Regions from separate parts of the Homo sapiens genome. Here regions 1 and 3 are each linked to region 2. A link is a loop called in an ENCODE intact Hi-C map of the cell type or tissue named here. Cell type or tissue: PC-9. All regions are shown on one strand. Each heading gives the region's core, and the rest is flanking DNA. Links, peaks and the distances in the headings are about the cores only.

The links. Peaks named below come from ENCODE experiments on the same cell type or tissue, not always from the same donor. Only the 100,000 strongest peaks of a DNase experiment are listed, where the experiment ranks them.
Region 1: a loop joins it to region 2, with 2.8 times the contacts of the local background. A loop is called at or near these places in 3 of 110 quality-filtered maps.
Region 3: it touches region 2 in a loop (2.8-fold over the local background); 9 of 110 quality-filtered maps call a loop at or near these places.

The regions. Positions count from the first base shown.
Region 1 is chr5:142,275,331-142,286,015 of GRCh38, reverse strand. No RefSeq gene overlaps it. Among named protein-coding and RNA genes, the nearest start is that of SPRY4-IT1, 38 kb to the left of the region's middle. RefSeq lists enhancers at 5,410-5,976, 5,977-6,543. In PC-9, for the core only: no CTCF peak of the experiment used is centred there; DNase peaks (open chromatin) are centred at 5,715 and 7,625; H3K27ac peaks cover 655 bases.
Region 2 is chr5:142,210,841-142,221,525 of GRCh38, reverse strand. No RefSeq gene overlaps it. Among named protein-coding and RNA genes, the nearest start is that of SPRY4-IT1, 100 kb to the left of the region's middle. RefSeq lists a silencer at 4,949-5,118. In PC-9, for the core only: no CTCF peak of the experiment used is centred there; a DNase peak (open chromatin) is centred at 5,465; H3K4me3 peaks cover 453 bases; H3K27ac peaks cover 1,048 bases.
Region 3 is chr5:142,162,458-142,173,142 of GRCh38, reverse strand. LOC107986455 (a long non-coding RNA gene) reads left to right here. Exons shown (of 3, transcript XR_001742907.3): 2 at 3,631-3,746. It overlaps LOC124901096 (a long non-coding RNA gene), which reads right to left and starts at 9,569. Exons shown (of 2, transcript XR_007058978.1): 1 at 9,180-9,569; 2 at 4,756-8,902. In PC-9, for the core only: a CTCF peak has its summit at 5,481; a DNase peak (open chromatin) is centred at 3,552.

The DNA.
Region 1 (10,685 bases), core at 1,898-9,897, 64 kb before region 2:
AACATCACTGGCCTCTGGGGAAGGGATGTGTGGAGACTTTTCATGCTCTACCCTTTTGTGTTTTTAAATTTTGTATCATATGCAAGTAATACCTATTCAAAAAAAGAGATAAAGCTTGAAATTTATTTGTAAATTAAAAAAAAAATCCGTCAGATCTAGCTTATAAATACAGCAGGAAAGAAAGAAAAATTCAGTGCTCAGTTCTTGTGTTTCAGTTTATAGTCCCCCAGCACCCTGTACCGCTGCCTTGCACTTATTATACTTGGGGAGATTAATTAGTGAGTCTGAAGTATTTGCTATTACTCATGTTCCCCATAAAGTGTAAACTCCTTGAAGTTATGAAGAGTATCTCTCATATACTTTGCTGTATCTCTGGTGCCTGCTAAACAACAACAACAATAAAACAAAACAAAAACCCTTTTAAAATGATGTTGACCTCTGACAGCTTAAATTCATCCTCTTCCAGGGAGCCTTGCTTGATTGCTCACAAAACATCTCCTAATTTTTTTTTCTTTTTTTTGAGACAGAGTCTTGCCCTGTTGCCCAGGCTGCAGTGCAGTGGTGCAATCTTGGCTCACTGCAACCTCCACCTCCCAGGCTCAAGCAATTCTCATGCCTCAGCCTCCTGAATAGCTGGGATCACAGGCACCTGATACCATGCCTGGCTAATTTTTTTTTTTTTTAGTAGAGACGGAGTTTCACTATGTTGGCCAAGCTGGTCTGGAACTCCTATCCTCAAATGATTCACCGGCCTCAGCCTCCCAAAGTGCTGCAATTACAGATGTGAGCCATTGTGCCCGGCCAAATATCTCCTAATTTTTAATGTCTGCCTGGTTTTCTTTCTTTGATTTATTCAACCAATATTTCTGAGTGCCTACTAAGTGTCAGACACCTCACAGTTCTATTTTGCCATACAGTCTTTTGCTCATATTTCTTTCCTCCTCCATTTGATCACTGCAAGGTGCAGGATTTGTATCTTATCCTTAGATCTCCTCATAGAACTTTTTAAACTTAATTAAGTTACTATTATTTTTAATTTAAATAAATTATGTATTCATTTATTTTTAATAAACAGCTTGCTCTGTTGCCCAAGCTGGTCTCAAACTCCTGGGCTCAAGCTATCCTCCTGCCTGGGCCTCCCAATGTGCTGGGATTACAGGCATGAGCCACTGCGCCTGGTCTCCTCATACAACCTTGAACATTACCTCGCACATAGTACATGCCAAGTATGTTTTTGTCACATAAGTGAGGGGATTATTTCCAATTTATGTTCTAACCAAATGAGTTAATACAAATAAATAACATGGGTGCAAACACTGATTTCCTGTTTTGCCCTCACAGCAAGCCATTGAGATCAGCACATTTTTGCAGATGAGGACACAGGCTAGAGCATTCGGTGACTTGATCAGGTCACACAACTACTAAGAGGTGGAGCCCGGACTCTAGCCCAGGCTGGCCTACCTCTGGGAACCCTCAGAATGTGGGAGAAGCACCATGTTACCTCCTGTCCAGGCTCCAGGCTACATTTCTGAGAAGGCCTTGAGGGTAACACAATGGGAAATGGCTCCTCTGGTCTCACAGGTAACATTCTGGGACCTCCTCCTGCGGCTAGGCAGTGGCAGGGTAGATTTTTTAAGGGATTGCTTTAATGACAATGGCATTTTATGCCAGTGGTTCGGTCTGGGAACAAGCAAAGAGCACCTACAGCTGCACCACAAAGGAAGATGTCATAGGTGGGCGGCCAATACCTGGGGAAGGGGGCAGTGTTCCCACCAAAGAGGTAGAGGGGTGGTGGGGAAGCAGAGCAGCGGCACAGAGCAAGGGGGAGTGACAGCTTGGAATGAATAGGGCTCTCTGAGCCTTGTGAAGGCCAGGCCAAGGACTCCATCATTTAGGTGATAATACCACCAAATAATCCAGCCCAGAACCCAGTTCTGGCCTGGGTAGAGAAAAGGTAGGGGTGGACAGGGCTGCTAGTCAGGGCAGCCAGGTCCCTGTGAGTTTGGAAGTCTGGTCAGGAGCAGCACCACAGAGGGTCGCAGGGGTGAATGGCACAGAGGAATACAGCGAGACTGCAGGACTTGGCGGCTAGACCCATGGAACACAGCTAAATCTCGCGCCCCAATAATAAAATGAAAAATTATTAGAAAAGAAAAGCCGGCAAGTGCAATAATCTACCAGGAGCAAGCAGAAAGCCTCCATGTGCAGGTACAACATATGCTTGCTGGCGAACGCAGGCATCTGCTACAAGCATGATCGTTTGACTCTCTGTGCCAGGCATCGTGTGAGACAGTTTGCCTTTTTCATCCCATGTCATCCAACAGCCCCGGCAAACAAGGTGCTCTCACCATTTATAGATGAGGAAACAGGCTGTGGCCCAAGTCTCATGGCTGGGAAGTGGTGGAGCAGGTGTTCAAACACAGCTCCATCTCACCTCAAAACACAGGCCTTGGATCCCCAAGTTCTACAAGGCACTTCCTGCCAGATGCACGCTCAGCACTTAACATGCACGATCTTGTCTAATCCTTGCAGCCACCCAATACCTAGTGTTACAAATCAGGGCCAGGACCAAGGTGAGATGAGTGTGTTGGGATTACAGGTGTGAGCCACTGTGCCCGGCCTACGTGCCTTTATCTTAAGACAGGATCATTATTACTGATTTTTTCTTTTGCTTCAGGCTCCGGGCTGGCTTGGTATGAGTTTCCTTTATTTAAATGTTTGATGCTTTGTTCATCGCAGATTTTTTTGCATTGATTTTGACTCTCTAAAAATATTGCATTTAAGTATTATTCATCTTGATGACTGAGGTTTTAGGGAGTATCCCTTAAATTTTATACTCACAGCACCTGTCTTGCTCACCTTCCCTGGTCCTAGCCCTGAATTTGCCCGCTTTTCAGATGAGGAAACTGATATGTGGGCAAGGGGGAGGTTGCGTTATTTGCCTTGATTACAGGGCTGGTAAGTGCTAGAGCAGAAATGAGAACTCAGACAGTCCAGAGCCCATTGTCTTAAAATAAAACTAAACCTTAATTCCATGTTGAGTTTTCAGGGATCTGTGTCTTGTGGTCAGGGCATTTCTATCTCGGTTTGTCCTGTGGTTTCCGGGCATCACATTCACCCTCTTTGCTCCCATCTGGTGCTTCCTCACCCCCAGGACCCTGAGCCCTATCTGACTTTCCAAACTATCCTCCACCCACCCGCCTCCCTGGAACTCTTCCTTTCTGGTGCCACTACGCCTGGCTAATTTTTTTGTTTGTTTTTTTTTTGTTTTTTTGAGATGGAGTCTGGCTCTGTTGCCCAGGCTGGAGTGCAGTGGCACGATCTCAGCTCACTGCAACCTCCGCCTCCCGGGTTCAAGTGATTCTCCTGCCTCAGCCTCCTGAGTAGCTGGGATTACAGGTGCATGCCACCATGCCTGGCTGAATTTTTGTATTTTTAGTAGAGATGGGGTTTCACCATGTTAGCTAGGATGGTCTTGATTTCTTGACCTCGTGATCCGCTCGCCTTGGCCTCCCAAAGTGCTGGGATTACAAGCATGAGCCACCGCGCCCAGTCAACTTTTTTGTATTTTTAGTAGAGATGGGGTTTCGCTTTCTTGGCCCGGCTTGTCTCAAACTCCTGGCTTGTCTCAAACTCCTGGCTTCAAGTGATCTGCCCAGCCTCTCAAAGTGCTGGGTTTACAGGCATGAGCCACCATGCCGGCCAACTTTTGATTCTCACAAACCAGATGTGGTTTCTCCATCCTCTGTAGGAAAGGCCTTCTGTGTGCACATTCTCTGTGAAAGGTTCTCTACCCTCTCCTGCATAGGCCGTTTCTGGACTCGTCTTACTCGTCTTCCCAGACAAGTCAACTCCCTGGGGCCAGAACTGCAGGAGGAAGCAAGTTTAATCTTACTCATGTTTAAATGGCCTCAGTACCTGGCCTAATGCTTTATTCATCATAAACACTTAGAAAAGGGTTTAAAAAGAAATTCAGCGTTAGTGATGATCAGCACGCAGGCTCTGCATCCAGACTGACTTTGTTCAAATCCCAGTACTGCCACTTATTAGCTATCTGACTTTAGGCAAATTACTCAACCTGTCTGTTTCCTCAACTACAAAATGGATATAATACTCAACAACTTAATGCAAGTTTCTGGTACACCGGACTCACAGAACACACTCACCAAATGTTAGCTATAATTATTATTAGGAAAATTAATGTGCTAGCCATTTACAGGATGGATTAGAGAGGCAGAGTACAGGTCAGAGATTAGCCAGGAAGGCCCTGAGCTAGAGTGGGGTAAAGAGGACAGAAAAAGTCAGGAAGGATACAAAGAAGACAGGGAGGTCAGGGTGAGCTGAAGGCATTGTTTGCGGGGATGGGTGGGTGTGGGGGTGTGTGTGTGTGTGTGCAGGCTCAGATCGCTGGCTCCTGGGACCTGTTGACACCATTTCTGCATCAGAGAAACCATGGGCCAACTTGTCCTGACCAAATGCTGATGGAGCCTAAGACCCACAACATGGTGCAGCCAAAGGGAAGCTGCGAACAGATAGATTCCAAACTGCAAAAGGAAAAGCAAAGAGCGAATCCTTAGGGCGACAAGTCAGCAAACCTTCCTGTCCCTCAGACAAAATTGTTGGTGGGAATTTGCTGCACGTCCTCTTCTGGCCCCAGAGGTGCTGAGTTTTTTATGGAGGGAGGTGGGAGTAGGGGTCCTTGGCAAACCAGCTGGAGAGCAGCGCACCCCCCTCGCATGCAGGGGCATTTGGTCAAGTGGCTGGAAGGAAGGGCCATGGGAAGGCCATAAAGGGCAGCCTGACCCAGGGCCTCTGGTCATGCCGTGCCAGAAGGGCCAGGATCAGGGTTGAGCAGAGGACTTTCCCTGGCAGGACGCCAGGCAAGAGGGTTACTTTTCTCATTTTCTTCCCATCTCTCCCTGCTCCGTTGGCCCCTCTGGCACACTGAGCTTCAAGCTCCTTCCTCTCCACAAACCGAGGGGTTTTAATGTTGGATGAAAATAAATCTGCCTACCGTCGAAGACTCTGGAAATAAAAAGAATTCTCTCCTCAGAGTGACAGGTTGACTCGAGGGGGGCCAAAAAGCCACCTCCATTTGGTGCCTGAAATTCCTGCCGCCTGGGGTCTGACCCTGGAGGTGTCATTATCACCTAGTAGCATCGTTAATGTCTGGGGAGGGGCCCTCTGGAGGCCTGGCTGGGAAGGCTGAGGCCCCAGGGAGGCACAAGGAAAGGGCTCCAGACCAAATCTCCCTGGGGACTCGCTAAGAAAGGAAGGAGGCCTTAGACGAAAGGGGACTCAGAGGAGTTGAGAGACAAATACAGCCTATTTCACAGATTCCTGAGCACATCCTGTCTCCCGGAGAACCAGGATGTGGCGCTTCCTCAGGTCTCTTTGTACCAGTATTGGCTTCTGGGCCAAGAATGTCCCAGCTAAATCCTGAAAAATCACACGGCTCACCATAAACCACCCTCCTCCCTTTCTCAGTACCCTGGCCCCAGACTTCTGGGGAAAACAAAACACAACCCAGAGAGTTTCACTGCAGTCCCCAGGGGCTGGGAATGGAAGCAGCAGTGGGAGCTGAGCTCTTCAAAGCCAGTCATGACATCAGAACCGCTGACATCTCTACTCCCACCAAACTGGTTCAGTGCTTCTGAGAGGGCCTCAGGCTGGCCCTGCTTGGAGGAAAGCTCCAATTAGAGGGTGCGTTCCAGATAGCCCGTGGGAAGGCCGGCTGGGCAGGCTCACAGTGGTCAGTGCTGCCATCAATCACTCAGCAGGCGGTGTGTTTGGCAACGCTGGCCTTTGCTTTGTGGCTGACTAGTGACTAGCCGTGTGACCCTAGGCAAGTGACTTCATCTCTCTGGGTCTCAATTTCCTCTGCTATGAAATGGAGCTGATAATGGATGCTACTGCCTAAGATCTCTGAGAATTAAATGCTTGCCAACTTTAGGATAGAGACCCAAATACCCAACCCACCTGGGAAGCCCTGCAGGCCCTGGCCCTGCCTGCCTGCCCGTCACTGCGGGCTGCTCTCCCTCCTGCTTGCCCCTCCAGCTGCTTGGGCCTATCTCAGGTCCTCAGCACTCAGCCATTCCACTCGGCCCCCAGAATATGAGCTTCCTGGGAAATCTCTTCCCCTCAGTAACTCCTGCCTAGACCCCTGCCCCTCTTTGAATCAGGCCCCTGCTCTAACCTCTTGGAATACCCTCTTTTCCCCTCCACAGCTCTTGGGCATGGTCCATCTTTGGACATTGGTTTAGGTAATTTTGTGTTCAGGGTTAGCTCCTCTGGCTACACTGTGAGCTCCTGGAAGACAGAGGCTCTTGTCTTATTCACTGTGTAGCCTCAGTGCCCAGTATATAGCTGGTGCTCAATAAATCTTGGCTCAATGAAAAAAAATAAAATGAGATGGTGCAGGCAAAATACCAGGCACAGCTCAGTACCATTCACAGCCACAGCCGCTTTGGCTGCTGGTGTGAGGCTGCTGATCCAAGACCCTCCAGGGGAGAAGATGATAGAGACAGGCTGCTCCCTGCAAGCTGAAAAAGATGAGCCAGGAAGACAAGGTTGACATCAACAGGGAATAGTCAGGGGCAATATTGAATTAAATATTCCACTGCAGGGTGTAATTGCTTCAGAAGCTCAGAGAAAAAGGAGCTAATGAGTGCAGAGAAAAAGTATATCAGAAAAAATAGAACTAAAGCCAAAAGAAAAGTGGCATTGGACTAGCAAAGGAGAGTGGGGTAGAATTCAGGTAGGAGGAAAATCATCCTTCAACTAGCTACCATTTACCGTTAGTACTAGCAGTACTTATCATCAGAGTCGTCATTGAGCCAATATTCAATTCCGCATTTACAATGGGGCCAGGTATTTTACCAAGCCTTTTTTAGAACTATTTTGTTTGACCTTTGAAACATCCCTAAGAAAGTTCTTTCATTATCACTATTTTAGAGGTAAGGAAGTGAAGGCTCAGAAAGTGTTCTGTAATTTTCCCAAGAGCATATCACTAGTAAGCAGGAAATCTGAGATTCACACATAGACCACTTCCAGACTGAGGGGCCAGGTGAAAGCTGGGACAGCCAGGCAGCAGCACTTACAATGAATGGGACAGCAAGCCTGGAACCATATGGCAGTGAAGCTGGAATGAGGATGATGCAATGAATGCTGGCTTAGGGGTGGCATGGCTGGTCCATTCTAGTACAGAATGGGTGGGAAGGGGCAGGGACAAGGAGCAGTATTTCAGAGTTGACAGTCTGAGCCCATGGGCTGGGGTGGCCATGCGGGCCATGAAGTGAAAGAGATGGATGGATGCAGGGGATATTTTATTTCTTTCTTTTTCCCTTTTTTTTTTTTTTTATTTGAGACACAGTGTCACTCTGTTGCCCAGGCTGGAGTGCAGTGGCATGATCTAGGCTCACTGCAACCTCCTCCTCCAGGGTTCAAGCAATTCTCCTGCCTCAGCCTCCCAGTAGCTGGAATTACAGGTACATGCTGCCACGCCCAGCCAATTTTTGTATTTTTAGTAGAGACGGGGTTTCACCATGTTGGCCAGGCTGGTCTTTCAAGATCTGCCTGACCTCAAGTGATCCACCCGTATCAGCCTCCCAAAGTGCTGGGATTGCAGGCATGAGCCACTATGCCCGGCCTGCAGGGGATATTTTAAGGAAGAAATAGAGCCAGAGACCTGACTGGCTGTATGTGGGAGCAGGAGGGAGGATTTAAAGGCTATCATTTAAAGAGAACTCTGGAGTTTTAAGTCAAAGCATAATGTGAGTTCATCCCCCATCCTCTCAACAGTACTTGAGGAATTTCTTTTGACAGTCTTCCTCAGAACTTAGGAACCACCTGTTTTTCCCCACTCCCTAGTATTTTAAAGGTATCCTCCCCTGAGTCCAGTGGTGTACTGGTGCTGGCTCATAAGAGCCAACTGCACACATCTTGTCCCAACTCCATTGTTCAGCAACATCATGTTGGTTGTTTGAAATCAGCCATGGAGGGGTGGAAATCCGCAAATGCCGCGGATCAGTGCTTTTATTTTCCTGTAGAGCTGGTTGTTAAACATTTACCAGCACATGTCTGCCTGGATCCAACTTAAATTTCTCCCACTGCACATCAGGAATTTTTCCCTTCCTGCTGTGAATGAAGAACAAAGAGGGAGGATGAATAGATTCAAGAAAGGTTGCAATGGAGTCCCCTGTCAGGAAGCTCACCTCTTGAGCTAAAGTTAGTTACAATAACTACCATTCCCTAAAGACCAGCTTTGTGCCAGAATCTGAACTAGAACTCCACTTGTGTCATCTAATTCAATCATCTCATCAGTGATAGGGATGTATGAGGAGTAGGTCCTATGGTCAAACCCCTCTTACAGATGAAACTGAGGCTCAGAGAGGTTAAATCACTTGCCCAAGGTCACTCAGGCAGCAAATGACAGAGTTGGGGTTCAATCCAGGAAGGTCTGTCCCCAGATCCCTTGCACTTGACATGTAGGCAGTTTCTTTTCAGGAGACCTTTACAGCCTTCTACCCGGATCAGTCTTGACTAGTCCTCTTCTTAGCAGTACTGACCACCCACCTTGCCTAGTCAGTTGGGATCCTCACTAGGATCAGAAAACAACTCTGACTGGTTTAGCAGAAAAAGGATTTGTTTAGGGGTTACAAGGTAGCCCACAGAATTGCTAGAAAAGTAAAGAATTAAACTTGGAAAACAAGCAAGAATCAAGGGAAATGGACCCCAGTCCCCACCTGGTGAGGATACCAGTGTCATCACAACACCACTGGATGCTGGCACCAGCTTTGCTTCTGTTGACAGCTGCTCATGGCTGCCACTACCCAGGATGAATTCTCTTTTCCTGCTTCTCTGCATCACCAGTCCTAGGCCCTGAGTCCCAGTGGCAGCATCAATCACTTGGCCTCATCATAACCTCCAGAAGGGAAGGATGGGCTTCTATAGTGAGAAGTAGGTCCTTCCATCAGGATTCTTACAGTGGAGAGATCCCCAAGCATCTATGGGGGTTCAGTTGCCAGGGAGCTTCCAAGAGCTCTGTTGCTTGCACACACTGGTTTTCCCTAAACCCTTGGCCACTTACACATAGTCAGCTTGTTTGTGTTTCTTTGACCTGCTTGCAGACATTCAGAATATCACCCACGTACAGGTATGTGGCTCATGCCTGTAATCCCAGCACTTTGGGTGGCCCAGGTGGGAGGATCACTTGAGCCCAGGGGTTTGAAACCAGCCTGGGCAACATAGTGAGACCCCATCGCTACAAAAAAATTAAAAATTAGCTAGGTGTGGTGGCGCACAACTGCGATCCCAGCTATTCGGGAGGCTGAGGTGGGAGGATTTCTTGAGCTGAGACGTTTGAGGCTGCAGTGAGTTTTGATCAAGCCACTGCACTCCAGACTGGGCAACAGAGTGAGACCCTATGTCAAAAAAAAGAAATGTCACTCAGGACTTTTCTTATTCTGTTCTATATATATATATATATATATATATATATTATATATGTTATATATAATTTATATAATATATAATTTATATATAATTTATATATTCTATATATAAATTATATATAATATATATTATATATAATTTATATAATATATTATATATATTTATATAGAACAGAATAATATATATTATATATAATATATATTATATATAATTATATATAATATATAATATATATTATATATAATATATATATTATTTAATATAATATATAATATATATAATATATAATCTATTATATATTATATATATAATATATATCTATATCTATATATATATTATTTTATTTTATTTTTTTTCTTTGGAGACAGAGTTTTGCTCTTGTTGCCCAGCCTGGAGTGCAATGGCGCCATCTCGGCTCATCGCAACCTCCACCTCCTGGGTTCAAGCGATTCTCCTACCTCAGCCTCCCGAGTAGCTGGGATTACAGGCATGTGCCACCATGCCCGGCTAATTTTTGTATTTTTAGTAGATACAGGGTTTCTCCATATTGGTCAGGCTGGTCTCAAACTCCCAACCTCAGGTGATCTGCCTGCCTCGGCCTCCCAGAGTGTTGGGATTACAGGCGTGAGCCACCGCGGCCAGCTATATTTCTTTCTTCACCATGTTAGGATATATTCAGTTACAAATGTGTAAGACTCATAAACCACTGAGCAACATGTCTGCCCCAGCCAAGGACTTTATTTCTGCCCCAGCCAAGGACTGATCCTGATGCCACAGCCAGGTGCAGTTCCTCCCTGAGGTTTACATGGGGCAGTGCCAGCTGTTGGTAGCCAGTTAGGTTATCTGAGGTATCGTCTGCCTTCCCAGGAATCTCTGTGGGCTGAGTGCCCTCAGCTGTACTTCCAATCTAAAGGTGATGGAGTGAGTCATTAAGGTAGGTGTGGGACTGGGGCTACCGATACTAGCTTTGTTCAACAATGCTCCTCTGTTGAAAATTCTTTTTCATTTAGCGTGACTCACTCTATTTATTTATATTTATTTATTTTAATAGGGACCATTGCAATGGGGTCTTGCAGTGAGGGAGAAAGAGTGGACTCAATTCCCTCACTCTTTTTTTTCTTTCTTTTTTTTGTTTTTTTTGAGATGGAGTCTCTCTCTGTCACCCAGGCTGGAGTGCAGTGGCGAGATCTCAGCTCACTGCAACCTCCAACTCCCGGGTTCAGGTGATTCTC
Region 2 (10,685 bases), core at 964-8,963:
TATTTCTTGTTTGTCTCCCTCCTGGAATATAAGCTCCAGGGCGGCAGAGATCCTGTCTCCTGTTTGTCTTGTTCATTTGCACAGGGTCAAGCATACGGTAGGCAGACAGAAGATATTTGCTTAATAAAGGAAGTATTGTCCCTGCTTTTATACAGATGAGGAAATGGAAGTTGGGAGAAGTTAGGCCATTTCACAAGGTCAAACAGCTGGGAAGCAGCTCCAGGGGATTCACAGGATTCAGACATCGCTTTCTCCCATGCAGCTACACTACTTTTTTGAGGACTCTCCTTTCCTCCCTATTCTCTTCCCCCACCACCTTCTCACCTCCACCCTACCACCCCAGCCCCAGAAAGTAGGCACTCATCCAACCAGCCGGGAGAGCATTAAAATCACAACCACAAAGCAAAATCTCCTCTTCCTGTTTAAACTCCCTCCTGTGGTACTGATGCTTCTTAGCCGGACAGGGTCCCGCTCATTGCAAGAATGTGAATTCTGGAAGTTAAAGATCTTAACACCCCTCTCCCTCTGGCTCCCCACCTTGAAGGATTTAGATACCGAACTGGGCTCCCCTTAGGAAATGCATCCCCGGACTTGGACTGTGGAGGTAGTGGGCAAGATGTTTGGTGAAGCTTTCGCTGCCCTGTGACCCCACCCACCCCACAGCCAAATCCTACCCTTGGCCCAAGCTCCCCACACTGCCCAGTGAATTGGGGCTGTAAACTGGAGGAGGGAAGGCTGGAGAAGCCAAGGTCAGTGGCGGGAGAAGTGCAATGGGAGAAGACCAGGGAGAGGGTGAACACTGAAGAATTTGAGAGATGTGTGAGTGCCCCAGAATTGGGCTGTAGGGAAGTCGGCCTCCCTGAGCAGGCAGCCGTGTCGGGGCTGACCTGAAAGCAGAGGTCTGTCCCTTAGATGCTGGCTGGCTTTGGGGCTCAGAGTCTTCATCTGGTCCCTCCGCAGCATCACCTTCAGGAGAAGTTCAAGTGCAGCTGTCATTGCAGTCCCAGTTTCACTATCCATTCCCTGTGTCTCCTTGAACAGGGCTTTAACCTCTCTGAGGCCACTTCCTGCTTGATAAGGAGACCACATCGCCCACCCTGCTTCATATGCAGATTTCTTTTTTTTTTTTTTTTGAGACGGAGTCTCGCTCTGTTGCCCAGGCTGCAGTGCAATGGCGTGATCTCAGCTCAGTGCAACCTCCACCTCCTGGGTTCAAGTGATTCTCCTGCCTCAGCCTCCTGAGTAGCTGGGATTACAGGTGTGCACCACCACGCCCAGCTAATTTTTGTATTTTTAGTAGAAACGGGGTTTCACCATGTTGGTCAGGCTGGTTTTGAACTCCTGGCCTTGTGATCCACCAGCCTCAGCCTCCCAAAGTGCTGGGATTACAGGCGTGAGCCACCACACCCAACCATATGCAGATTTCAATAGTTTTTTTTTTTTTTTTTTTTTGAGATGGAGTTTCGCTCTTGTTGCCCAGGCTGGAGTGCAATGGCACGATCTTGGCTCACCACAACCTCTGCCTCCCAGGTTCAAGCGATTCCCCTGCCTCAGCTTCCCGAGTAGCTAGGATTACAGGCATGTACCACCATGCCCAGCTAATTTTGTATTTTTAGTAGAGACGGGGGTTTCTCCATGTTTGTCAGGCTGGTCTCGAACTCCCGACCTCAGGTGATCCGCCTGCCTCAGCCTCCCAAAATGCTGGGATTACAGGCATGAGCCACCACGCCCGACCAATAGTTTTATTTATTTATTTTGAGATGGAGTCTCGCTCTGTCACTGAGGCTGGAGTGCAGGGTGCGATCTTGGCTCACTGCAGCCTCTGCCTCCCAGGTTTAAGTAATTCTCCTGCCTCAGCCTCCCAAGTAGCTGGGATTACAGGCATGAGCCACCAAGCCTGGCTAATTTTTGTGTTTTTAGTAGAGATGGGGCTTCGCCATGTTGCCCAGGCGGGTCTTGAACTCCTGGGCTCAAGTGATCCACCACACCCAGCCCAGATTTCAGTAGCTTTAAATAAGAGAACGAATGGGAAAGTGCCCTGGAAGGTTTAAAGTATAAAGTATACTAAGGAGGTACTTTTGTTTTAGCCTAAATGGGAAAGAGACTTTCCCATTAACATTCTTTAAACATCTGTCAGAGGTGGCGTTTCCTATGCTCATTGAACAGGTATGGAAACAGGCTCACAGAGCAACTTGCCTCCAGCTACAGACCCCTGAAGTCTAGGTTTTAATCATTGTCTATGCTGAACGTATGCAGCTGGGACTAGATCCATTCAGACAAAATCCTGGCGAAAGGTGAAGGGCGGTGGGTGAGGGGTGTGGAGTACAAGACGCAGATGGGAAAGGGCATGGGCCACTACGGCCATGGAAAGGGCTTTTTAGTTCCAAGTTACAATAAGCATACACTAAGACAGAGTCTTGCTCTGTAGCCCAGACTGGAGTGCAGTGGCACCATCTCAGGTCACTACAACCTCCGCCTCCCAGGTTCAAGCAGTTCTCCTGCCTCAGCCTCCCTAGTAGCTGGGATTACAGGTGCCCACCACCACACCCAGCTAAGTTTTTTTGTATTTTTTAGTAGAGATGGGGTTTTACCATGTTGGCCAAGCTTGTCTTGAACTCCTGACCTCAAGTGATCCGCCTGCCTTGGCCTCCGAAAGTGCTAGGATTACAGGCATGAGCCACCGTGCCTGGCCGAGGCCAACATCTTTAAAAGCCTCCCTGGCAGCGTGTGCACATGGCCTGGTGAGAACAGGAAGCACTGGGCAATGGGGCTGGGAGAGGACGAATTTGGGGTACACTTCAAAGGTAGAACTGGCAGGGCCTATTGAGTGTGGGTGAGGATGACTAAGAGGACTAGTGGTTGACAATGCTCTGCAAAGGGGTAAAGCAAAAGTCCAGAGCTGTTTCTTGCTGGGGACATGTAAATAATTTAAGAAGATCCTGAACCAAGGGGATAAATGTGAAAAACTCTTGAAAACGGGCCTCATGTATGCCCTCGGAATAGCGATGTATAGCACCTCTAGCCTGATTGGCTAGAGCCACTCCATTTCTTTCTTGAATTAGGTATTTATTTATTTATTTATTTACTTACTTATTTATTGAGATGGAGTCTCACTTTGTCGCCCAGGCTGGAGTGCAGTGGCGCCATCTTGGTTCACTGCAACCTCCATCTCCCGGGTTCAAGTGATTTTCCTGCCTCAGCCTCCCGAGTAGCTGGAACTACAGGCACATGCCACCACGCCCGGCTAATTTTTGTATTTTTAGTGGAGATGGGGTTTCACCATGTTGGCCAGGCTGGTCTCCAACTCCTGACCTCAGGTGATCTGTCTGCCTTGGTCTCCCAAAGTGCTGGGATTACAGGCGTGAGCCACCATGCCCGGCCTAGGCTCCTCTTTTGTCCCTTCACTGTTAATTATTCCCAGCCTTTTGGGTGAGACAGAATCTTTACTCTTGAGATTCTAGTGCAAAAGGGGCTTCAGAAATACCTTAACATGGCTTCACTTAGGCTTTGATGCCAGCCTCGGGCCTATGAGCCTCCAATTCTCCCCTGTGACCATCAGGAGAGAAAACTGAGTCCCTTTCGAGGTCGTACAAAGTTTCCCAATGAGCTTAAACATCACCTCCTCCATGAGGCCTACCCTGACTACTTTAAAATAGGAATTCTGCTTCTCTATGATTCTCTGTCTTGGTACCTAGGGCATTTTTCATTCACAGCAGTTACTACAATTTATAATCAACAACTACTCATTTAATTACTCATTTGCTATCTTTTCCCGACCAGGCCAGGCACTCCCCAAGGGCAGGGAATTCTCTGTCTCTCTTGCTCACTTCTGTGTCTGCAGCACTTATGCACATGGTGGGCACCTAGAAGGTGCTTTATATCTATCTGCCCACTACATTCAAGGCACTTGACCAGGGCTTTGGAAGCACTAACCCATCCTTCCCTCTCCCTTGTGGGTTCTCTTGGGCCCCAGAGCTGTGTTCCCCTCATCTGCCTTGGGCATTTTATTCCCAAGGGGATTTATCAGCCCCAGTAGATGCCACCTGCATGGTGTCACTGAGGTCAAAAAAGTTAATAACAGAGAAAGAAGCCAGGCTTTTCTTGTTAAAATGAAAATGCTCAAAGGATCATTGCAAATGTAACTTATTCAGTCAAAAACCATGGTGCCAGGCGCTGTGCTCAGAACTGGGACGTGGTGGTGAGCAAGACCAACATGATTCCTGATCCCTCTTGAAGTTCACCATCCAGTAGGTTCCTCAGAGTCTTTTCTAAGAACCATTTTTCTCCCAGTGTAGACCTCCATGGCCAGGGAATCCAGCTCTTTCCCTTCCCTAGCCTTGCACGTGGCAGCTTTCAAGCTCCCTAAGGAAGGAATCCATGCAGTAAACCCCACCCTTTCCACCTCCAGGCCAAGGGGACACTAGAGTGAAGTTTTCATATCTTAGTCCTGTGGCTCATTAACCACATGACCCCTCAAGTCTCATTTCTTCACCTGCAAAATGGAGATCAAGAGACCCTACCCCTTAGGGATGCTATGAGGATCCAGTTAGATGCTGCCGCTGATAATGACGGCTAACATTTTTTGAGTTCTTTTCTATACCAGACACTGTGCAAGCATTTTGTCTGCATTATCACATTTAATCTTCCTAACAACCTCACAGGGGGGCTGTCATCACCACTGTTTAGAGATGGGGACATATAGGTTATATCATTGCCCAGTGTCACACGGACATTAAGTGGTGGAGCTGGGACACAGACCCAGCCATTCCACACTATGTCGACCCTCCAACCCACTGTCTTACACAGCCCCCCTGGTGAATGCAGGCAGAGTGCTTTTCTTCGTGCCTGGTATACAGCAAGTGCTCCACGAATGGCGCCTCTTACTCAACAGCTGGAGGCTCCCCATGCAAGACTTCCCAAGCTTCAACAGTTCCTAAGGATTGGCCCGTGACCACTCAGCAGTCAGATCCTCCCCAACCCATTCCTGTTCCAAGTCCCAAATCTGCATCCTTACAAAAGCTCAGATTGAAACAGACAGTAGCTGGAAGGCTGGCCTTTCCCATAATTTCCCCAGCAGTCCAATCACTGTGGCCACCCAGCGCTCGGCGCTGGCTGAAAACCCAGATCTCAGCCTCCCCGGAAGCCGAGTGAACAAGTTGGCTCAACAGACTAATTTTTTCTCCCTGTTCCCTTCATTCTACCCTCTGGTCCTGGCCTGAATCAAAACAGCAGGGGCCTGGGAGGTAGCTCCGGGTACCACTGGGACAAGCACAACTCGGTTCCAAAGAAAATGATAGTATGAGGTCACTCATTATAATATTTAGCTCCCAGAAGAAACCGCTGTGAGCCCCATCCAAACCACAGACAGCTTTGGCAGCCCCAGTATCCTCTTACGGTTACATAAGCTTTGCAGGGAAATAAATACCAACTCATCTCGAAGGAATTTTAAGGACTAATAAACCTTAACCAGTCTGTGCAGAGAGGGCTTCCTTCTGAAGGAGGGGCTGCGGTTTTAGAGAGGAAGGATTGAGAGGGCTCTGGGGCAGGGCTGGGAGGGACACCTTGTGGGCCTGGCTGCAGGACATTCCTCAGATAGACTCAATCCTGCAGCCTCATTTGTGGGGCAAAAATCTCCAAGGTCAGCAGGTCAGCCATGTCCCAGGCCACCTCCTTCTTGTATACCATCAGGATCCACTCTCTAGTTTCCTCTTATAGGTAGTGAGTTACCTATCACTGGAGGTATTCAAGCATATTCAAACATAAACTGCATGGCTTTAAGAGACTGTCTAGTTCCAATATTTTATTTTATTTTATTTTTGAGATGGAGTCTCACTCTCTCACCCAGGCTGGAGTGCAGTGGCATGATCTTGGCTCACTGCAACCTCTGCCTTCAAGGTTTAAGTGATTCTCGTGCCTCAGCCTCCTGAGCAGCTGGGATTACAGGCATGCTACAACACCTGGCTAATTTTTGTATTCTTAGTAGAGATGGGGTTTCACCATATTGGCCAAGCTGGTCTTGAACTCCCAGCCTCAAGCGATCTGCCCGCCTCAGCCTCCCAAAGTGCTGGGATTACAGGTGTGAGCCACTGCACCCGACCCCAAGATAGTATTTTATATTATGTTTTTCAGGTATAGGAACTACCCTTGGCATCAGCAAAAGGCAGGATGGTACAGTAGTCTCTCTGTCTTATCCACGGTCTCCCTTTCTGCAGTTTCAGTTACCCATGATCCAGTAAAATATTTAGAAAGAGGCTGGGCGCGGTGGCTCACATCTGTAATCCCAGCACTTTGGGAGGCTGAGGTGGGCAGATCACCTGAGGTCAAGACCAGCCTGGCCAACATGGTGAAACCCCATCTCTACTAAAAATACAAAAATTAGCCAGGCGTGGTGGCGGGTGCCTGTAATCCCAAGCTACCCAGGAGGCTGAGGCACGTGAATCGCTTGAACCTTTAAGGCAGATGTTGCAGTGAACCGAGATCATGCCATTTACACTCCAGCCTTGGTGACAAGAGCAAAACTCTGTCTCAAAAAAAAAAAAAGAAAGAAAGAAAGAAAGAAAAATTAGAAATAAACCACATTCACCTGCCTGGCCAATATGGCGAAACTCTGTCCCTACTAAAAATACAAAAATTAGCCGGGTGTGGTGGCCCATGCCTGTAATCCTAGCTACTTGGGAGGCTGAGGCAGGAGAATCGCTTGAGCTGGGGAAGCAGAGGTTGCAGTGAGCCGAGATTGTGCCATTGCACTCCAGTCTGGGTGACAGAGTGAGGAAAAAAAAAAAAGAGACCACATTCACATAAATTTAATTGTAGTATATTGTTATAATTGTTCTATTTTATTATTATTGTTGTTAAGCTCATATTGTGCCTAATTTGTAAATTATACTTTATCACAAGTATGTATGTATAGTAAAAAAAAAACATATTACACACATATAGGGTTTAGTACTATCCATGGTTTCAGGTATCCACTGGGGGACTTGGAACGTATTCCCTGTGGATAAAGGGAGATGACTGTATAGATAAAAGAACTTGCGTTGGGAACCTGAAAACCTATTGTGTTGTTTTAGCTGGGTGACCTCGGGCAAGCTGCTTCACCTTTATGAGCCTTGGTAAGAAAGAAATAACAATTACTCTCTTCTGTCCTCCCCACCTGATTGCTGGAAGGGGCAGAGAAATTGTAGATGTGTAAACATGTCTTGCAAATCACAAAATCCTATGCTAGTAATGGTGAGATGCCCCAGGTACCCAGGGGACTAAGTAGGGATGGGGGCTTTCTGCCTGTGGTAATAGGAAAAGCACTAGAAGCCCAGCCCGATCACCACTCCATGGTCAGGTTCTTCCATTGCCCTTTGTTTTCTGGGGGAAGCAAACCAAGTGTGTTAGGGTGAAGGCTATAGATTCTGAGGCCAGACTCCCTGCATCTGAATCCTCGATCAGCCATTCACTAGCTGTGTATCCTCGGGCAACTCACTTGACCGCTCTGTGCCTCGGTTTCCTCATTTTATATTTGTATAATAATGGTACCAGTCAGAAGTGGTGGCTCACACCTGTAATCCCAATACTTAGGGAGGCCAGGAGTTCAAGACCAGCATTGGGAAAACAGTGAGACCCTGTCTCTAATAATAATAATAATAATAATAATAATAATAATAATAACAGGGCTGGGTGCGGTGGCTCATGCCTGTAATCCCAGCACTTTGGGAGGCTGAGGCGGGCGGATCACGAGGTCAGGAGTTCGAGACCAGGTTGACCAACATGGTGAAACCCCATCTCTACTAAAAATACAAAAGTTAGCTGGGCGTGGTGGCGCATGCACCTGTAATCCTAACTACTCGGGAAGCTGAGGCAGGAGAATCGCTTGAACCTGGGAGGCGGAGGTTGCAGTGAGCCGAGATCAAACCATTGCACTCCAGCCTGGGCAACAGAGCAAGACTCTGTCTTAAAAAAAAATAATAAAATAAATAAATAAAATAATACAATTAAAAAAATAATAATAGCCTATCTTAGAGAGTTGTTAGGAGGATTCAACAATATATATCAAGGGCTTAGAACAGTGTCTGGCACAAAGCATGTTATGAATGTCTTCCCCAGCTAATTGAGTTAATTTTCTGTTAGCCCTGTCACTGATCAGTCCTGAGGAACAGAAGACAAGCTGGGTAAATTTTGTAAGGAATAACAAAAACAATGACTACCATTTAATGAGGTCTTGCTCTGTTGCCCAGGCTGAAATGCAGTGGTGCAATCACAGCTCACTGCACCCTCCAACTCCTAGACTCAAGTGATCCTCCCACCTCAGGCTCCTGAGTAGCTGAGACTATAGGCGAGCACCATCATGTCCAGCTAATTTTATTATCTGTAGAGAAGGAATCTCGCTATGTTGCCCAGGCTGATCTTGATCTCCTGGGCTCAAAAACAATCCTCCTGCCTTGGCCTCCCAAAGTGCTAGGATTACAGACATTAGCCATCGCCCCCAGGGGACTTTTATTTTTAATTAATTAATTATTCTCTTGAGACAGAGTTTTGCTCTTGTTGCCCAGGCTGGAGTGCAGTGGTGCAATCTTGGTTCACTGCAACCTCTACCTCTGGGTTTTAAGTGATTCTCCTGCCTCAGCCTGCTGATAGCTGGGATTACAGGCGCCCACCCCCACGCCCGGCTAATTTTTTGTATTTTTAGTAGAGGGCGTTTCACCACGTTGGGCAGGCTGATCTCGAACTCCTGACCTCAGGTGATCCACCCGCCTTGCCTCCCAAAGTGCTGGGATTACAGGCATGAGCCACCTCGTCCAGCCAATTTTATTTTTTTAGAAATGGGGTCTTGCTCTGTCAACCAGGCTGGAGTGCAGTGGTACAATCATAGCTCACTGCAGCCTCAAACTCCTGGGATCAAATGATCCTCCTCCTGCCTCAGCCTCCCAAGTAGCTGGGACTACAGATGTACACCGCCACACCCAGCTGATTTTTAATTTTTTTTTTGAAATGGGGTCTCGCTGTGTTGCCCAAGCTGGTCTGGTCTCAAACTCCTAGACTCAGGTGATCCTCCTTCCTTGTCCTCCCAAAGTGCTGGAATTACAGGCGTGAGCTACCACACCCAGCCTACTCATGTACCTTATCCTATCTAATCTCCATAATAGTTCTTTGAGGGGGTAGAGAAGAGGGGACTAAGCCGCACTGAGGTTATATCACTTGTCCAAGATCACAGAGCAGGCAAGTAATGGTGTCAGGTTTGAACCCAAGCATTCTGGAATGAAAGCCAATTCTCTTAACCTTATTTGAAGTTTGGGGTATCACCCAGGCTTCTGGGAGGGGCAGCAGGGCAGGACCTTGGTGATCCTAGTCCCCGCAATGGGGGGTGAAAAGAAAATGTCTGGATGATGTGTCATGAACACAATGGGTGACCCTCAAGCCACACCCCAGTGCCTGGCCACTCACAGGGATCCTGGTACCTCTAGTTTCCAAGGAGGAGAAAGTCCTGCCTTCAAGGCCAGATAAGACAGCGCAGTGTCAGGGAACAAGTATCAAATCTGAGGGAAGTGTCAAGTGCAAGAAGAGACAGAATCTCATCTTAGCTGGAGTGGTCTTCTTCCCGGCCCCCAGGCTGTGGACAGAGGTTAGGGGACACACTTCCAGAATGTGTCACTCCCAGAGGAGTGAGCCTGTGTGGGCAGAGCAAACTCTTAGAGGTGAAGCAGCCTGCTCAAGTCAGCCCAAGCCCAGGGAGAGGCTATATCTGGGTGGCCTGCATAACCAAGGCCACCTCAGGGTTAAATCAGCCAATGACCACGGGGCTGGAACAGGACCCCCTAGTCCCAGAGCTGACCGAACACACCCCCAGAGCACCAGGGCCAAGATGCTTGGGCACCACTGCTGTCTCCCCACCAGCAGCAGAGACCCCGCCAGGCCCTCCAGCAGAGAGATCTGATTGCCCCTGGAGGCTAAAAGCAAACACACTGTGATGCCTTAAAGTTCTCACTGGTTGACAATGCCCATGGAAGAAAGAGAACCTGCTTGATCCTCACTCTCCAGACTTCGGTGCTTCCCAGAACACACCGCAGGCCGAGAAGGCCCTAGAAAGGTGAGGCCTCACCCCTCTGCGCCAGGCACTGCGCTAATCACGGCCAAGCTTCTGGAGATGTGGGTGTCGAAGGACATGGCTAGAAGATGGGTGCGGCCAGGAGAACTGGTAGGGGATAGAAACCTTGGAAGCCTTCTGAAAATCCCGAATAGATGCAGCTATGAAATCCCACCTGGTCTACTACTCATTCACCAGTAGGCCAGCAGGTGGTTTGGGCCTCCTGCCCTGGCCTAGGAAAGTGCTCTAGGCAGCCATCCAGGAGGCTCACAGGCCAGCTTCATTGGAACCCGTCAGCACCCCCAGCCCTCAACAGCAAGGCACTCGTCCCACAGACCCTCCCCCTACCACAGCAGGCAGGCAGCTGGCAGCTTATTTTATGAACATCCAAAATCCAAGAGGAACCGCAAAACCACACTGGGTTGTAGACAACCAGTCCTGAATGAGGCTGAGGCCGGGGATGCCACTTGCCCCCTCCTTCTAGGCTGGGCTTCGGCTGGGCTCAATCAGGGTCACCGCTGCCCTGTGTGGAGCAGTGGTGGGAACCCGCTTTCTGTCCACCAGCCTCTCCTGACCCCCACAACTCCTCAATCAGCTCTGCGGGCTGGGAATA
Region 3 (10,685 bases), core at 1,688-9,687, 49 kb after region 2:
CTTGCCCCGTTGCCCCAGGCTGGAGTGCAGTGGTGCGATCTTGGCTCACTGCAAGCTCCGCCTCCTGGGTTCAGGCCATTCTCCTGCCTCAGCCTCCCAAGTAGCTGGGACTACAGGCACCCACAACCATGCCCGGTAATTCTTTGTATTTTTAGTAGAGACGGGGTTTCACCATGTTAGCCAGGATGGTCTCGATCTCCTGACCTCATGATCTGCCCGCCTCAGCCTCCCAAAGTGCTGGGATTACAGGCATGAGCCACCTCGCCTGGCCTCTGACCTTTTCTCTTGAAGAGCCTTATTTGACAAGTGTTCTGCCCTATACCTGGAAGAAAGGACTATTACACAGAGAGGCCAAGAGAAATCTGAACAAACAGGCTAGTTTGTTACCTTTAGATCATACCCTTTTGACCTCCAATCATATTTCTGCACAACTGTCCATAAAAATACAGTTTTCAGTCAGGTGCGGTGGCTCACACCTGTAATCCCAGCATTTTGGGAGGTCAAGGCAGGTGTATCACTTGAAATCAGGAGTTTGAGACCAGCCTGGTCTCAAAGTGAAGCCCCATCTCTATGAAAAATACAAAACTTAGCTGCGTGTGGTGGTGCATGCTGTAGCCCTGGCTACTTGGAAGGCTGAGGCAGGAGAATGGCTTCAACCCCGGAGGTGGAGGTTGCAGTGAGCCAAGATCATGCCAGACTGGGCGACAGAGAGAATCCATCTCAAAAATAAAATAAAACATAATGAAATAAAATAAAAATACAGTTTTCCCTGGGTCGGGTCTTCATTTCTTTCTTTTTTTTTTTTTTATGAGATGGAGTTTCACTCTTGTTGCCCAGGCTAGAATGGTGCAATCTTGGCTCACTGCAACCTCCACCTCCCGGTTCAAGCGATTCTCCTGCCTCAGCCTCCTGAGTAGCTGGGACTACAGGCACCCGCCACCACGCCCGGCTAATTTTGTATTTTTAGTAGATACGGGGTTTTCCATGTTGGTCAGGCTGGTCTCAAACTCCCGACCTCAGGTGATCTGCTTGCCTCAGCCTCCCAAAGTGCTAGGATTACAGGTGTGAGCCACTGCACCCGGCAGGGTCTTCATATTTGAATGCTCCTGCATCACGCAAAACTTTGGTTAAACACATTCGTTGTTTTTCTATTGTTAATCTGTCTTTTGTTATAAGGGTGTTGGCCATAAACCTTGAGATAGGTGAGGAATATATATCCCTTTTCTTTCCTTATCCCTTTTCTTCCCTACAATATTCATTCAAGACATTCAAACTGAGAAAGTCAGTTCAAAATAATAAACTTTCGAAGTTGTGTCTTACCCCAAGAGACAAATACTTAATGTACCCCATTAGTTCTATTTTTTATTGTATGAATTCATACAAAACTATTCTGACAATGATCAAGGATGTTTCCAGGACCTGCTCTCACACGTTCCCTCACCCCCACCAGCTTTTGGCAAAGATAGTTGACTAAATACCACTAAATAGTGGCTTTTTTTTTTTAACAATGACCTTATTTTATCTTTTAACTTTAACTGAGTCTTATATACAGACCTGCCCAACTGGAAAGCTTTTACACATGCTTCAGAATGCGGCAGTATTGCACAATGGTTTGGGGCAGGTTCTGTGGTTAAACATGGGATGGAACCCCAGCTCTACCTGGCTCAGCTGTACGGCCCTGAGCAAGTGACTCAACATTCCTACACATGGGGACCCCCGCTGGAAAATGGAGATGGTAACAGGTACCAGCCTCACACCTAGGAGGCGCTCACTTCATGCTCACTGCTAAGTTTCTTCTGTTTGTCCTGACTTTATAGCTTTCCCTAATTGCAATTCCCTGCTACAAACATCACAGATGGAGAACACATGGAGGGAACAAATGTTAGGTAGCCTGCTGAACCCTAGGGCCAAGTTCACCAGTAATCCTACTAGATTTTAGCATCATAATTCCTCTATCTGGCATGGCTCCACCATCAGGGCCCAGATGACCAAAGACACCCAGGAAGGGAATGAAGACTTCCTGTTGTTTAAAACTGTCCTTCTGTCTGTACTTCACTGCCCTCAGCAAACTGCCACTCCACAGCCATATGATCCTGATTCACTTCCTCTGCTTCCACAGCCAACATCTTCTCAGCACCAGAGAGAAACCTAATTCGCCCTTACTCCTGGGTTGCTTTCCATGTTGTCCTCAAGGTGCCTCGGGCATGGGCCACCAGTAAGGATTCACCCAGTGAGGATTCAGCTGTCACCTAGAAACTCGAAGTCTTCTCCCCATTGAAAGCTGTTGAGCTCACCTAGGCAGGCTCAAACCAGCTGACATCTGCCCTTTCAGCTAAAAACCTGCTTGCCGCAATAATCAAGATATTTCCACAACATAACTTGATGGGGAGGGGAGGGGACATTAATCACAGATTATTAAATGATGGTACGGTCAGGTGATGGAATATGACTCAGCCACTTAAAACAATCTGACTAGAGACTATGAAAAAAGATGTTCAAGACAAGAGGAGTGAAACAAAAAGCAGAGTCAAAAGAGTTTGCACAGGTGCTCTGGACTGAATTGCATCCCCCCAAATTCATGTGTTGAAGCCCAGGCCCCCTCAACATGACTGTAATTGGAGGCAGGGCCTGTGAGAAGGTGATAAAGGTTAAACGAGCTGGGATCCTAATCCCATAGGGTTAGTGCCCTTATAAGGAGAGGAAGACACATCAGAGCTCTCTCTCTGCCATGTGAGAAGGCCGCCATCTGCAAGCCAGGAAGAGAGGCCTCACCAGGAGCCAAATCAGCTGGCACCTTGATCTTGGACTTCTCAGCCTCCAGAACTGTGAGAAAATAACTTTCTGTTGCTTAAGGCACCTAGTCTGTGGTATTTTGTTATGGCAGCCCAAATTGACTAATGAGACAGTGAAATGCAATTTAAAAGTTAAAAAAAAAAATTTCCCCTGCATGTGTGTTTATCTATTTTCTACCTGTATACATATGCAGGCACTGAAAACAGACTAGAAGTAGATACACCAAAATGTTCACAGGGGTAATCAGTGCATGGTGGAGTTAGGGATAATTATTTTATTCATTTTGCCTGTCAGTATTTTCAATAATGGCCATGCATTACTTTTAGAGATGGGGGGAATTAACTCTAGAAGAACATTAAAGCTTGCCTCTCCCCTCACGTCTTCTTTGGCTTGAGTCACATCTCACAGAGAGAAAGACCAAGGCACGCTGCACCAATGAGCTCCCCGAAGTCATGCTTCCCCTCCCATGTCGTGCTGGCATCCTTTCTCCGAGGAAGAGAATGAGTTTCCAGACAGCAGAGCGGGCCCTTCTCAGGGCCAGGATGGTCCTGGCAGCAGTCGTTCTCTAACACATCACGACATGTGTTTCCAGTAACTCTGTTTGTGGCCGCTTTCTTCTCTTATCACTCCTCCTGTGACCTTTGCTGGTTGCAGACTTACCGACTGGAGCCAGGTGGATTTGTTTGATTTTTGTTGATGGTTATTAGGAAGAGGAAGTGCCAGAAGGGATTACCTCAAGTTTAAACCTATTTCCAGCAGAGTCCCAGGGCCTTTAATTACACATGTTGGGTCTGTTTGGTAAAGAAGTGGTCAAAGATGTGCTTTTTATCTCCCTAGGAATCTCCTGCGACTGGCAGCATTCCATTTGTGCCTGATGTTCCTGTAAACTCCAGCCACAACCCCTGTGGGGAGGAGGGGCTGCTGTGGAGAATGAGATATGAAGTTGAAAGCTGGTGAGAGACTTTTTTTTTTTTTTTTTTTTTTTTGAGACGGAGTTTCTCTCTTGTTACCCAGGCTGGAGTGCAATGGCGCAATCTTGGCTCACTGCAACCTCTGCCTCCCAGCTTCAAGCAATTCTCCTGCCTCAGCCTCCTGAGTTGCTGGGATTACAGGCATGTGCCATCACACCTGGCTAATTTTGTATTTTTAGTAGAGATGGGGTTTCTCCATGTTGGTCAGGCTGGTATTGAACTCCCAACCTCAGGTGATCCACCTGCCTTGGCCTCTCAAAGTGCTGGGATTACAGGCGTGAGCCACCATGCCCGGCCACGTATCTGGGAGTTAAAACCACCATATCTGGGAGTTCTTGGCCAGGCCGTGTCATATTGTCATTCCTGACAATAGAGGAAGATTAGAACTGCACCTGACAATAGAGGAAGATTAGAACTGCATCAGAATTTTGTTTTCTGGACCACACTATTGCAGTCCCCAGAAGAGTGTCACGGGTCAGCCACTGCTGAACACAAGGATGAGGACAGTCGGAATGCTAAATGCCCAGCCCAGCCCACCCAGCCCAGTCCAAAAGCAGCCTTTTTTTTCCTTTTTCTTTTCTTTTTTTTTTCTTAGTGAAATAGTAACAGACTATAGGGAGGCAATAGCTGTCTCTGGGACTATCAAGACACCAGCTCAGCTGCGCAGCAGACAAATGTCACTTTTCTGATACAGGTGGCCCTAATCAGAGAGATCCTACTACAGCTGGTGCTCAAAAATAACCTTTCCCCCTCTCTGATTTACCCAGGCAAGTGAAAGAAGACAGACTCCAGGATTACATTCTCCAGAGCATGAGTATGTTGCTCTTCTTTATCTAACTTGCTGGTTAGAGGGATTGTCAAATTATAAAGTTGGTTAAGGTCCAAGATTAAAAAGTTTAATATGTAAAATGCAATTTTATTGGGGAGGATAATGAGGATGCTTCGTTACTGAGGGTCTTGGCATATTTTGGAGTAACCGAGAGTCAATAAATTAGGAACTATTCCTCAGATGCTTTTATTAAAGACATAGCAATATAGGTCAAATGCACGTACAATTTCAGATAATAAGATTCCAAATTTTCCTTCAGCTTATGCCCCAGAGGGTATGGAATTTAGAGAGGAACATTTAGTTAAAACGGAAACATGAACAAGTGGGCTTTTCGTTAGAGGCCTTTTTCATCCTAGGCTGAGGGACCTTACTGCACAATTCTGCCCCTGGAAGGTTACTTCATCCACAACCCTCAATATCCCAGCAATATCCTTTCAGCAAGAGCACACAGAACACAGATTCTTGCCCCAGTCGCTGGAATCCTTCAACCCCCTCAAGGAGGGCTAAGCAACATTCTTTTTCTTGGCATCATTGCCTCATTAGAGCAACTAAAACAGGTCCTGAAAGATACAGGGCATGGCCTCCACCATAAGAGTGCCTTCCCTGGAGTCAAACCCAGCCTCCTCTCTGATGCTCTTAGCACCACTCTCCATGACCCTAGCCTGTCCCTGTGCCAGAAGGGCTGTCTGGGGTGGGTGGCATGAGGGGGTATTTTAGTTTACCCACAATTCTGCTGCAATATAGACATGTAGTCTTTAAATCACATATTAGGGTTTTTTAAAGCATGGCACCAATACACTGATGGCACTCTACATGATATTAAGTAGTATTAAAACATAGCTTTTTTTTTTTTTTTTTTTGAGATGAAGTCTCCCTCTGTTGCCCAGGCTGGAGTACAGCGGTGCAAATCTCGGCTCACTGCAACCTCCGCCTTCCAGGTTCAAGCGATTCTTCTCCTCTGCCACCCGAGTAGCTGAGGCTACAGGCACGCACCACCACACCTGGCTAATGCATTTTTCATTTTAATGGTTATGTAGTTATTTTAGTGTGGATTCAAGAAAAAAATTAGCACATCAATGGTTTTTCCATGGCTATTATTTAGGAATGAGGGTAAGAAATAACACATTTAATTAAAAATTTTAAATGGTAGGTAACTTAATAGCATAGGTGATATATAAATAGGGCAAAATTCATGAAGGCTACACTTTGGGGAAAAGATGGCTACAGTTTAGGAAAAAGAGCCACCCATCCCACTCTGTGGCAGTTGGACAAATTAACCAATGTATATGAAACACTTGATAAGTATATTAAAATGCCAAAGACAGCCTTCCACAGTGCTAACAGACATGGAATCAGAAAGTTGAAGTTCCGATCATAGCTCTATCATTTACTTAGCTCTGTGATCATGGGCAAATTATAACTCTTTTAGAAATAAAAATTCCTATCTCATAAGATTTTCTGAGAATTAAATGTGATAACATTTATAAAGCATTTAGCACAGCACCTGGCATATAGCAAGTGCTTAGAAAGTAGGAGTGATTATAATTGCAAAGGCCTCATTTCTAAAGTAGGCTACCCATGTATCTGCCCTGAAGATTACCCTCAAAGAAGATGCAGCCCGAATAGTACAAGAACATTTAGTCCTTTGATTCATAGGTCAGCTGCCAGAGAAATATGCACGCAGACGCATTTGCAAACCCCAAAATTGCATACAATTTTAAGACATTAACAGGCCCCCAATTGACACCTCCTTTAACCATAACCCGCACTGACTATACACCTGGTAAACTAAGATGGAAAACCAGGGTAACAAGAGGTATCTCCAACTACTTCCACCATAGGGAGGCCTGGACTCATCCCACCTTCCGGGTGCATTCCTAAGACTGACTGGTTCTCTTTGGGTGCCTCTTAGTACACAGGCTATCACAGCTTTATTCTCTATGTGGGCAGAATGCAAATAAGGTCTTGAGGGCCCCCCCGACACCCTCATCCCCAGTAACTGGCTTGTTCTCCCTGCCCTGGCTCAGCGTAGTACAGCCCAACCTTGCAATTTAACTCAGTGCTGATGGAGTTGGGTAAACTGAAGTGCCTAGCAAATGTACGTGGAAAACCATGGTCCCTGATAAGCTGCTGATACGGTGTGCTTGTGCTTCCGCCAGTTCTATTTAAACACTGATAGGCCCTTGGGCAAACAAGAAGCCTTTTGTGCTCTGAGCATCCACAACTGCCATCCTGAGCCCAATCTGGACATGAGCAAGCCTCACAGTGGGTGGAAGTGAGGGTGGGGAAGAGACAAACTTTTCCTGCATTTTATCAGATACATGCACACAGGCAAGACCAAGCTGATCTTCAAACCTGGGGGCCCCAATCTTTCCCCACACTCCCTACCCTACCTCACAGTGATCTCTTAACAATGGAGATTTAGAAAAATTTTTCTTTTTCTTTTTTTTTTTTTTTTGAGTCGGAGTCTGGCTCTGTCGCCCAGGCTGGAGTGCAGTGGCACAATCTCGGCTCACTGCAAGCTCTGCCTGCCGGGTTCAGGCCATTCTTCTGCTTCAGCATCCTGAGTAGCTGGGACTACAGGCTCCCGCCACTACGCCCGGCTAATTTTTTTTGTATTTTTAGTAGAGACGGGGTTTCACCGTGTTAGCCAGGATGGTCTTGATCTCCTGACCTCGTGATCCACCCACCTCTGCCTCCCAAAGTGCTGGGATTACAGGCGTGAGCCACCGCGCCCGGCCTAGAAAAAATTTTCTAGAAAATGCACTGTAGTGTTTGTAAAGTTCTACTTTTTTTTTTTTTTTTTTGAGATGGAGTCTCACTTTGGAGTGCAGCAGTGTGATCTCTACTCACTGCGAACTCTACCTCCTGGGTTCAAGTTTCTCCTGCCTGAGCTTCCCAAGTAGCTGGGACTACAAACGTGTGCCACCATGCCCAACTAATTTTTGTATTTTTAGTAGAGATGGGGTTTCACCATGTTGGCCGGGCTGGTTTCGAACTCCTGACCTCAGGTGATCTGCCCACCTCGGCCTCCCAAAGTGCTGGGATTACAGATGTGAGCCATCAGGCCCAGGCTGTAAAGTTGTACTTTTGAATTTAATTTTTTTTTCTTGAATATTAATGTGGATTAGAGACTTGCTCATGAAAATTTGATTCTGGCCAGGCAGTTTGGTCATCACCTGGGAAGTTTTTACAAATGCAGAATCACAAGCCCCAGCCTAGACCTCCTAAACTATTACCTGCATTTTATTAAGCTTCCCAGGTAGTTTGTAGGCATATTAAAGTGTGAGAAGGACTAGATTCGAGCATTTATGTATAAGGCTACTAGAAAGGTATATTGATAACAGTAAATGATTATAGCTTCCTTTCAGATTTGCAACAGATTTTGATCTAAATATTGAGTATAAAAAATAAAAGTTAAATTTAAAGGATGAGACTGATAACAATCATAACTTCTCAAATCTAAATGAATATTTCCTGCAGATAAGTCAATATATATGACCTCAACTGGGCAGCTTTACTCACTCTTCTCTAACATAAAGACACGCTCTTCCCATGAAGGTTCACATCTGTATACATTACAATTGCTGGCATTTTAAGAGGCTAATGAAACACTCTATTTTGCGCTATTGACAGAAGGCAGATTTCTAAAAATCAGAGTTAAGATGTTCCATAATAAACACGGGTTAACTTTGTAAAATAAAAAGGGGTGGGGGCAGGGATGATGGTAGGGGGAGAAGTATTGGTTAGTGGTCAAGAATGCCTTGATTTGGATTCTTGCTCCGTCCACCGGGTGACCTGACCTCTCTGGGAGCCAGCTCCTTTAGTGTAAAATAGGGATAATAGCGCTGTTGCTGTTCAATTCTGGAGGGTTAAAAGATTCTGCGTGAAAAGGACTGTAGCAGCACTTGAACACAATAAATGTTGAATAAATGTAAGCTATTAATATGAAATTAGAATTGAAATCCTGTCTCGAGATACCATTTTGCTTAATTGAGAGAACTTGTCATGTCTCTGTCCAGCACTTGATCTGACTCTTAGCTAGAAAGGTTCATACTATCAGCTGTGCCTATCTCACTGGCTTAGAGAAAGGATAAAAAAAAACCCTGCAGTACAAGCTGGGGGTGGCGGTGGGGGCACTGAAGCCACGCTCCAGGTGAGGTGGGGAGGCACACTGATGGAGGGGTATGAGCCCACTTCATGGGGAACATGCACAAAGAAGAAAACATCTCAGGCTGCTGTGGGAGGGCAGATGTCCTGTGCCTGCAGTCCAGAATCCCCCTCATTCCCACCTTCAATAAAGGGAATCCTGTGGGAAGAGAAAGGAATGTGTTAAAGTGTAGATCAAGAAGGGACAGGAGAATAAAAAGAAATGGAAGCAGGTGCACACACAGGAAAGATGATGAGTGTTCTATTGTTGTTAAAGAGTTCATGCTCTAACAACACAAACCAAATTAATCCCAGCCTCCCCACTTAAGGACGGTAAGGGGCAAGTCAGTTAACATGAGTCTCCATTTTTTTAAAAATATACAACAAGGATCACAGTATTCCCTACCTCAAAGGGTTGGGGAGATGATTAAATCTACCTGTGAAGAAGAAAGCAGAGTACTTCGCACATGATAAATGCTCAATAAATGGTATTCATTACTATCCATCTATGATACGCATCTGCAACACAAAAATACACATGTTTACTGTAGGTTTAATCCCAGGGTCAAGGAATTTGATGTGAACTTCCAATCAACAGAGAAACCAGGTCTCTTCTGGATGCCCTATGGATGAAAGAAGACCAAGGGTATAGGACGCCTTTGTCATAATTGTTGCAACAGTCTAATTATTCCTCTTGGCAATGAAGCAATGGAAAAAAGAGGTATTAGAAGTTGGCTTTAAAAACACCATCATCGGCTGGGCGCGGTGGCTCAAGCCTGTAATCCTAGCACTTTGGGACGCCGAGGCGGGCGGATCACGAGGTCAGGAGATTGAGACCACGGTGAAACCCCGTCTCTACTAAAAATACAAAAAATTAGCCGAGTGTGGTAGCGGGCGCCTGTAGTCCCAGCTACTCAGGAGGCTGAGGCAGGAGAATGGCGTGAACTCGGGAGGCGGAGCTTGCAGTGAGCCGAGATTGCGCCACTGCACTCCAGCCTGGACGACAGAGCGAAACTCCTTCTCAAAAAAAAAAAAAAAAAAAATCATCGAGGCCAGTTGTGGTGGCTCACACCTGTAATCCCAGCACTTGGGGAGGCCGAGGAGGGCGGATCGCTTGAGGTCAGGAGTTCGAGACCAACCTGGCCAAAATGGTGAAGCTCCGTCTCTACTAAACATATAAAAATTAGCCGAGTGTGGTGACGGGCGCCTATAATCCCAGCTACACGGGAGACTGAGGCAGAAGAATCACTTGAACCAGGGAAGTGGAGGTTGCAGTGAGCCGAGAAGGCACCATTGCATTCCAGCCTGGGCAACAAGAGTGAAACTCAGTCTCAAAAAACAAAAACAAAAACATCATGGGGCATTTGTCAGAACGAGCTGAAAAGCAGAAAAAGACAAGATAATCTACACTGCAGCAAAGACTATTTAAAAAATTTAACATCTGATATAAACAGAATGGCTTAAGAGACCTCATCTCACTGGGCTGTGCCAGTATGCTAGTACTACCTATGTAAAAATAATAAATTCACAAAAACAAGTCTGAAAAAGAACAAACAGTTGATTTTTGGAGATAGTAGGCTTAGAAAGTGACTTTTTAGATGTGCTCATAAGTTTTGCAAAATCAGGGCATTTTGAAACCCCTGTAAGATTGACGGAGGAAAAAAAATGTATAACGGTCTAACAGTTTTAGGCAAAGTAAGAGATGAGTGTTTACTTAGGGCAGTGGTTTTCAAGCCATTTTTTTTTCAGCTGCAGAACCCTTTTTGTAAAACAAAATCTGAGATCCCAAATACTCTGAGTAAATTTATTTATATATTGTTTTAGTATTTGTTCATGTCTGTAAATGAGATCACAAATAACCACACAATTGAACACATATTTGAAAATACATCTTATTACATGATTAAGGCTGTTTTTAAAAGATAAAATTCCAATTAAAAGTT